Linked DNA regions of Homo sapiens: region 2 is linked to region 1. A link is an interaction called in ENCODE POLR2A ChIA-PET data of the cell type or tissue named here. Cell type or tissue: OCI-LY7. All regions are shown on one strand. Links, peaks and the distances in the headings refer to the core of each region. The heading gives the core; the rest is flanking DNA. Region 1 holds the start of LOC105376958 (a long non-coding RNA gene). Region 2 overlaps GRIP2 (glutamate receptor interacting protein 2).

What was found. Peaks named below come from ENCODE experiments on the same cell type or tissue, not always from the same donor. Only the 100,000 strongest peaks of a DNase experiment are listed, where the experiment ranks them.
Region 2: POLR2A ChIA-PET joins it to region 1 with 5 read pairs; 2 of 35 experiments call an interaction of 5 or more read pairs at or near these places.

The regions. Positions count from the first base shown.
Region 1 is chr3:14,221,140-14,225,530 of GRCh38, reverse strand. It overlaps LOC105376958 (a long non-coding RNA gene), which reads right to left and starts at 821. Exons shown (of 2, transcript XR_940606.3): 1 at 1-821. In OCI-LY7, for the core only: no CTCF peak of the experiment used is centred there; a DNase peak (open chromatin) is centred at 2,560; H3K27ac peaks cover 842 bases.
Region 2 is chr3:14,510,801-14,515,191 of GRCh38, reverse strand. GRIP2 (glutamate receptor interacting protein 2) reads left to right here. Exons shown (of 24, transcript NM_001080423.4): 12 at 714-900; 13 at 1,382-1,527; 14 at 2,335-2,415; 15 at 3,713-3,779; 16 at 3,882-4,027. Among named protein-coding and RNA genes, the nearest start is that of GRIP2, 27 kb to the left of the region's middle. RefSeq lists an enhancer at 784-1,285. In OCI-LY7, for the core only: no CTCF peak of the experiment used is centred there; no DNase peak of the experiment used is centred there.

The DNA of each region.
Region 1 (4,391 bases), core at 270-4,269:
TAGTCCCTGTGTTCGGACTGTTGCCTGTTCAAGTGCCACTTGTAGCCTGCATGGACCTAGGGGGACTGAACCAAGGGGGCGAACCTGGGAATAAAAGACAAGAGACAAAAGAGTATATTTGGAAGAAGGGGTCAGGGGGCACCTTGCCTCTAGTGGACAAGGACCCTGAGCTTTACACAGCCCTCCATATTTATTAGGCAAAAGAGATAGTGAGAAGAGGGGTGGAAGAAGGGGTCAGCTGCTCAGTCCAGAGTAGGCTTGCAAGACTGCATTCCTCGAACAAGAGGCTCTAGATGTCACCATAGATAACCTCAGTACCAGGGAGTGATTGCCTCCAGCAAACCTTCTGTCGGCAGGAGCAGTCGTGAGTTTGCCCACATCCTGCATTCATGATAAACAGTTTGCTGTTTGATCATATAGCCTCCAGTGGAATGCCGAGTTGGTCATTTCCCATGGGCCTTCGGCTCCCTGCAATAAAACTATGAGCAGTGATTGAGGACAGGACTGGAGGCAGGCTGGGCTCAGATACTGCAGGTTCTGGTAGACTGTGTTAGGGAGGCTTTTGTTGTTATTACTCATTCCAAGTACAATGGGCAGCAATTCAGTGAGCAAACTGTTATGTCTGTCGAAATGGCCCATTTTTCTGTGCTTGAAAAAGAAGGAAAACAGTCAGAAGCAAGACACTAGGCTTCCTCGAAGGAAGGAGGAGAGACGTGGGGCATCTTATCCTGGGCTCCCCAAGAAGCAGACCTTCAGTCACGGATTTGAGTGCAAGTAGTTTATTTCATGCCAATCAGTACTGTAGGGGAGTGTGAACCGAGACAGAATGCAAGGAGGCAAGAAAGGAATTGTTAACATACAACCTACCCCCGTGAGTACGTGGAGCCAGTGGAGGACACAATGATATCCTGACGTCCTCCATGACATCTTATCTGAGGTTGGGCTGGTCGAGGGCTGCAGTTGGGGATATGGCATTAGTACTCTAGGCACTTCTAGGCTGCCATGCCTGTGGTTACAGCAGGCTCCAGCAGCCAGAGGAAGCCCTCGGCAAAGAGATGCATGTGTTGGGATATAGAAGTCAGGCCAGCTTGTGTAGGAATGCTGAGACCTGGGGGATACTGCTTTCCCATATTAAGTCCACTCCCTCCTGATACTGCTTCTTTCAGGATTTTGCCTGTCACAATTTCTACAAAGAAGTTAAGAAAGAGGGTTTGTGAAACAAGCTACAGACCCCATCAATTACCATGAATTCTAAGGTCATCATTGGTGTTCATTGTCCCTGTGTGTCACTACTCATTCTGCATAGCCCTCATACTTGACCACCACTCCTGCATATGAGCTTGCTGGTCTGCTGAGGTAACTGGGTCATCATCCCTAGAGGTTTGAAGCCCTGGTCACTGTGCACTGGGCAGACTATCATTGCTGCAATTGCCCATAAGTGTTGTCATTGGGCTGTGAAACACCAAAATGAGCCCCACTGAATCCCCTGAGCTTTGGGGCATCCTCTTCTCTGACCCCACTATCTAGCAGCAGTGCTATTTCCTCATGATAGGCAGAATCTGATATTCCTACAAGTGTAAGAACTCCTTTCTTTGCCTACTGCTCTGTTGGCATGAGAAACCTAAAATGACAAGGAGCAGCTACAGCTTTAGGCATCCCTGGGATAAGTATCTTCTCCCCATCAACCCCAGACATGCTGAGGGACCAGCATTACTGGTCCAGTGGAGCCTAAAGTTAAAGGTATTCTTGAGATGAGTCACTGTGTACAATGGTGATGGGGCCACTTTTATTTCCACTGCTTGTTTCCCATGTAGTCTATCTGATGGGGCTCCAGCTCCACATAATGCCTGCTGTTTTGAAGTGCACGTTGCTTCTCAAAAGTCAGCACCCCAAAAGTGAAAATGGCAGAATAGGGAACTACAAAAGCCCATCCCTCCACAAAAGGAGAAAATAAACTGGCAAAAGCAGTCAGAATCAACTTTATTGGAAATTGGGAAACTAACTAAAAGTTGACAGCAACCAAGACAATATTTAATCAAGAAAAAAACAAAAAACCACCAGAATCTTGATAATAGAGCTTCATGGTATTTAAATTACCCTGGCTCAGCAGTGGCCTTGAAGATAACAACCAACAACCCATATTCCTTGTATAGGCTCCTAGTACATAAGGGACAGAATCGACCTAATTTCCAAATAACTTTGGTTGTTTGTTTTGACCTGTCTTGTGGCTCCCTGAAGAATTGACTCATTGCTGAGATCTCCAAGGGCTAAGGCAGCTACTCAAGGGGAATTTGTTGAAAATTTTAAAAGGCAAATGTAACAGCTGCTGCCACTTGGGGCAATAGATAACGGTTGGGACAAACTAAAGACAAACCAAAAGGTTGGGAAAAAGGAGCGGGGATTAAAACACATTGGGAAATAAAGGCTTTGAAAAGCTCTCACATATTTGTGGGAATCTAGAAGCCTGCTTGCATGCCCAGAAATGGGTGCATGCTCAGGAAAGACCTGAGAAGTTTTCACTTCTGGCTGACCTCAAGGCTCTCCACAAGGAGGAAGTGAAGACTAAGGCAGAGTGGTAAAGTGCTTCTCCAGGTGTTGAAGGTATACTCCAGCATGCACATAGAGTCCATTTGCTGACACCGAGAGATTTTATTTTCTTTTTTTGTTCCAGGCAAAGAATACATGTCTGTATTTAAATCACCAGCTGACCACTAGGCTAACAAAACAAAGACTTCAGTGGCTATATACAACAACAAATAAAGTCTTTTCAAAATTAATTAAGGAAAGAGAACTAAGCAATCAAACAACAACAATCACAAAAAGCAGCTGCAATAAACCCTGGTGGGAGGAAGATGATTTCCAGATGTGCCATATCATAATATTCAAAATGTTCAGCTTTCAACAAAAAATTATGAGTCATGCAATGAAACGAGAAAGTGTAGCCCATACACAGGAAATAAAGAAATAATAGAAACAGTTCTTGAGGAAGACAAGACATTGAACTTACTAAACAGAATATAAACCAACTATTTAAAATATACCCAAAGAGCTAAAGGAAACTATGTACAAAAAACTAAAGGAAATAATGAGAATTATATTTCAAAAAAATAGAGATTACCAATGATGTGATAGAAATTGTAAGGGGAACCAAGGAGAAAATCTAAAGTTGAAAACTACAATAATTAAAATAATTTTTTTTCAGAGAGATTCAACAGCATATTTGAACAAGTAGAAGAAAGAATCAGCAATCTTGAAGAAAGGTCAATTGAGATTACTCAGTATGAGGAGCAGAAAGGAAAAAAATAAAGAAAAACGAATGAAGCCTAAGATACCTGAGGTACACTTTCAAGAGTACCTAGGAGTTTCAGAAGGAGAGGAGAGGAAAGAAAAGGAGAGGAGAGAGGAGAGAGAGAGAGAGAGAGAGAGAAATAATAGTTGAAGTAATAAAGGCCAAAATTTGCCAAATTTGATCAAAGACATGAATATACACATCCAAGGACCTCAAGTCTCAGTGAAACACTTCATAATCAAACTGTTGAAAACCAAAGACAGAATCCTGAAAGCAGCAGAAGAGAGGTGATTCATCACATACAAGGCATCCTTAATAAGAAATACAGCTGGTTTTTTATCAGAAACGAAGGAGGCCAGAAGACAGTGGGATGACTTACTCAAAATATTGAAAGAATAAAATGGTTAACCAATACTTTTATATCCAGGAAAAATATTCTTCAAAAATGAAAGAGAAATGAAGACATTTCCAGATAAAGAAAAACTGAGAGAGTTCATTGCTAGTAGACCTGCCCTGCAAGAAGTGTAAAGGAGGTCGTTCAGACTGAAATGAAAGGACACTAAAAAGAAACTTGAATCTACATGGAGAAATGAAGAACACCAGTATAGGTAATCATGTAAATAAATAGAAAAGTCAGTATAAAGGCATTTGTGGTTTGTAACTCCTCTTTTTTTCTATATGATTTCAAAAATAACTACATAAACAAATAATAATAAATATACATTGATGGGCACATGATGCATAAAGATGTAACTGATGACAGTAACAACATAAGCAGATGGGAGAACAGAATACAGAAGTAATGTTTGTTATACTATTGAAATTAGTTGGTACTAATTTGAACTTATCTAATTGTTATAAATTAATTGTAATCCCCAGGCAACCACTAAGAAAATAACTAAAAAGTATATAGTAAAATAAACGAGAAGGAAATCAAAATGGCATATGGAAAATATTTATCTAACATAAAAGAAGGCAGCAATGAAATGAAATTGAGGGACAAAAAATATGAGATATAGAAAAAATAGCAAAATGGCAGGAGTAAGGCCCTCTCCATCAGCAATTACATTAAATGTAAATGGTTTAAACTCTACAATTAAAT
Region 2 (4,391 bases), core at 174-4,173, 290 kb before region 1:
ATTCAGCCACAAAAAGGAATGCAATTCTGACACCTGCAAAATGTGGATGAACTTGAAAACATTATGCCAAGTGAAAGCAGCCTGTCACAAAGGCCACATGGTGCATGATTCTGTTTATATAAAGTGCCCAGAACAGGCAAATGCAGAGATGAAAGTAGATTCGCGGTTGCCTAGGGCTGAGGGACATAGGAAGATCTTTGGGGATGGCTGAAGGGAACAGGGTTTCTTCTGGAGGTGATGAAATGTTCTCAAATGCATCGTGGTGATGTTTGCATAATTGTGAATACACTAAAAACCACTGAATTGTACACATTAAATAGGTGACTACTGTGGTATGTAAATTATATCTCAATAAACCTCTTACCGAAAAGCAGAGTGACATAATATAGTAGATACTACAGTAGATCACAGCACAATAATACAATAAAATGACACTGCCCCCCAGAACCTGCTTTACAGCATGACAGTCAATCCCAGCCACTGTCTTCCCTAGTCCTTGCCACACCCCACGAGGTGGGAATCAACGATCCCATTGTTCAGATGAGGAAGCCAAGGCTCAGAGTGAGCTGTGATCTGTCTGGTCCCAGACTGAGTCAGGGCTCCCACTTCCTTGCACTCTGGCTCCAGTGCCTAGGGCCCCGGGATGGGCAGGCCCTGGCAGGAAGACCTCCGTGGGGCGGCTCACCTGAATGCTGGGCCCACCTGTCCTACAGTGTCGCTAGCCTCCAGCACGGTGGGGCCGGGCGGGCAGATTGTGCACACGGAGACCACGGAGGTCGTGCTCTGTGGAGACCCCCTCAGCGGCTTTGGCCTCCAGCTCCAGGGCGGCATCTTCGCCACCGAGACCCTGTCCTCCCCACCCCTCGTGTGCTTCATCGAGCCTGACAGTCCGGCTGAGAGGTGAGCCTCCTGCCCCCTCCCTACTGAGCCTGCCACTCTCTGAGAGAAACTGAGTCACAGCACCAAGCCCTAGCTTCACAAGCGCATCTCACTTAACCATTGCATCAGCCCCAGCACCAGCCCCATTTTACAGATGAGGAAACCGAGGCTCAGAGAAGCTGACTCACTTGCCCAGGATTACACAGCTCACCCATGGAATCCCAGGGCTTGAACCCCTGTCTGCCTGAAGGCAGAGTCCTCTGTATACACAACTTGTAAGGCCCATGCCATCATCCCCATTGGACAGACAGGGAAACTGAGGTCCAGCAAGGTCCAGCCCTTAGCCAGATTCCTGAGGATACACAGGTGGGCCAGGGCAGAGCTGAGAGTCACCCCAGACCAGGAGGTGTGACCCAGGTTCAGTCCTGCCCTGCATGGCGTTCTTGTCTCCCAATGGACCTGTCACGGAGCCTCTTCTCTCTGCCGGGCCCCCTGGGTTCAGGTGTGGGCTGCTGCAGGTGGGGGACCGTGTCCTGTCCATCAATGGCATTGCCACCGAGGACGGGACTATGGAGGAAGCCAACCAGCTCCTGCGGGACGCCGCACTGGCCCACAAGGTCGTGCTGGAGGTGGAGTTCGATGTGGCGGGTGAGTGAGTGGCCCAAGCTTCCTCCTCATATTTCAGGGCCCTGCACCCCTCCTCTCTTTATCCTGCCTCGCCTGTGCAAACGCTCCACCCCATCCCCCTCTGTGCCCAGTGCCCTTCTCCCAGGGGCTTTGCAGCTTATAGTGGGAAGGGAAGCCTTGGCACGGGAGGGAGAAGTTTCCACACCAGGAGACTTTTGCAGAGGGGCAGGACCAAGTGGGGATGGGGTTGGGGAGCTGAAAATACTCCAAGCTCCTTCTCAGCATGGGTTAGGCAAAGAACCTCGAACAACAGTTTGGGTCAGAATTCTGCTTCTGTGACCTCAACACAGTGTGGCTTTGGACAGGACACTCCCTCCACTGTTTCCCCATCCGTAAATAGTTGATAACGATCTTTTCACTATAGGGGCGGTACTTGGGTTAGGTGAGGCATATGCCCAAGAGAAATGAAAACATGAAAATACCCAGCCACGGCCTGGCACATAGTAGGTGCTCAGGAAATATGTGCTAGATTCACACTGGGTTGTTAGGCTGTGGGGAGCTCCCTTCCCGCCCGCCACACTAGCCGACAGCCAAGAGGCCTGGTTCCAGCCCCGACTCTGGTCTGACTAGAGCAGGTCAGTTGTTTTGAGCAAATCTGTCAGCTCACTCTGCCTCAGTTTCCTCCTCTGTTGAGAGGAAGCAGGGGGATGAGATTAGAACTGTGACTTTCGGGGTCACTCCCAGCACAGCCAGAATGGGCATGGGGCTGGGGTTCGCTGAGGCTCCTCCTCTGGGTCCTCACGTCGGTTTATGTCCATCTACCCCCAGAGTCCGTCATCCCAAGCAGTGGCACCTTCCACGTGAAGCTGCCCAAGAAGCGCAGCGTGGAGCTGGGCATCACCATCAGCTGTGAGTCTCCTCCCGCTGCTGTTTGCCCCTGGGAGCGAGCTCAACTGCTGGGGAAAAAGAGCTTGCCAAGCTCAGACCAGCATTTCCATGGCGTGACACCCTGCGGGGCCCGAGGAAAAGGCTTGGGGGTGTGGGGAGGCTGGCTTCCGTGGACCCAGCTGCGTGTTCTCAGCGAGACCCCAGCTTCCCAAAGCTTCAGCTTCCCGTTCTGCACCATGGCAGTCCCCTGGCCTCGTGGGTCTCCCAGGGGGCTTGTGAGGTGCCCATGGTGAGAGAGCATTGGAAGGTGACAAATATTTAGGCTGGGTTTGGTTTTCTGCCTGCTTCTGTGTTCTCAGAGCCCAGCAAAGGCCTGGAACACAGTAGGTGCTTAATTCATGTTTGTCAAAGGAATGAAAATGAGGAATGCAGAAGAAAAACGTAGAATGGGTGAGCATGGGAAAGGTGAAAGCACTCCCGTGGCTCCCATCTTATTCTGAGTAAAAGCTGAGGGCCTCGGGCCCCAGTGAGGCCCTCTGTGCTCTGGACCCCATGACCTCTGACCTCATCTCCCGACTCTCCCCAACTCAAGCCCTCCAGCCGCAGTCAGCCTGGCTGCTCCCTGCCATGCCTGCCCCTTCCTGCCTCTGGGCCTTTGCATCTGAGACCGTTCCTCTGGCCTCTTCCCTACCTCCTTCATGGCTTTGCCCAAATGTCACTTGACAAGGCCTTCCCCGACCACCTGACTGAACATTTACCGCCCTCGACACAAGCCCGTTTCTCAGGTTTCTCCACAGCTCACTTCATCGGTGTTTAAATGTTGTTGATTGTGACCACCACTGGAGTGCCAGCTCCAGGAGGGCAGGGAGAGATTGCTGTCTGTTTTGTTCACTTCTGTGTCTCCCACCCCCAAGCACACAATAGAGCCTGGGTGCTGGCCCTGAGCCCGGTGCTGGGGACACAGACACCAAGCAGACAGCCCCCCTCCACAAAGAGCTCGCAGTTTGCTGGGGGATGGGCTGAGCAGGAGGAAAGAAGAGCTGGCATTGGAAGGGCCATGCTGGATCTTGTGCCTGTGTTATCTGGTTTACTCTCACCACATCCCCATGAGGTCTGCGGTGCCACCCCCATTTTACAGGGGGGAAACTGATGCACAGGGAGGTGAGCTGATTTGCTCACGGTCACCCAGCCAGGAAGCAGTGGGACCAGGATGTGAGTAGGACCAGTGGCTCCGAGTCCACACTCAGACCCCTGGGCTTCGCCACCCCACCCCAGGCTGAGGCCACCAAGGTCAGATTCATGGCCTCTTTTTCTCCAGCGGCCAGCAGGAAACGAGGGGAGCCCTTGATCATCTCCGACATCAAGAAAGGCAGCGTGGCACACAGGTAGGGGCACTGGGGCACAGGAAGGGAAGTGGCCAACAGCAGTGAGTATGGCACCTGCATGCACCAGGCTCCTTCCATCCCCTCTGCCCCCGACTCATGCAGGACGGGCACCCTGGAGCCAGGCGACAAGCTACTGGCCATTGACAATATCCGCCTGGACAACTGCCCCATGGAGGACGCCGTGCAAATCCTGCGGCAGTGCGAGGACCTGGTGAAGCTGAAGATCCGGAAGGACGAGGACAACTCTGGTATGGCCCTCATGCTGGCCTCCTACCTCCAGAGGCCCACCCTTTGACTAGCGGGTTCCCAGCTTGCAATTCAGGGCTCCCTCCAGCCGAGGAAGGGAGGGTGGTGGGCGCTGCTGAAGGCTGGCTGGAATGAACAAATGAAGGAGGGGGCAACACCACAGATTTCTCACTGTCCCCGGCGTCTGGGGCCCTCCAGAGCCTCTGTGAGGTGGACAGGAGTTTGAGACTCTCCCGTAGTCTCCACATCTAGCACCAAGCCTGGCAGAGGAGACCTACTGGGTGCAGCTGGTGCAGCTGGTGGAGAGATGAGTGGGTAGGGCAGGGGAAGAGCGAGGCTGCCCTTTTGAGTGGCAGGCTATGAGTG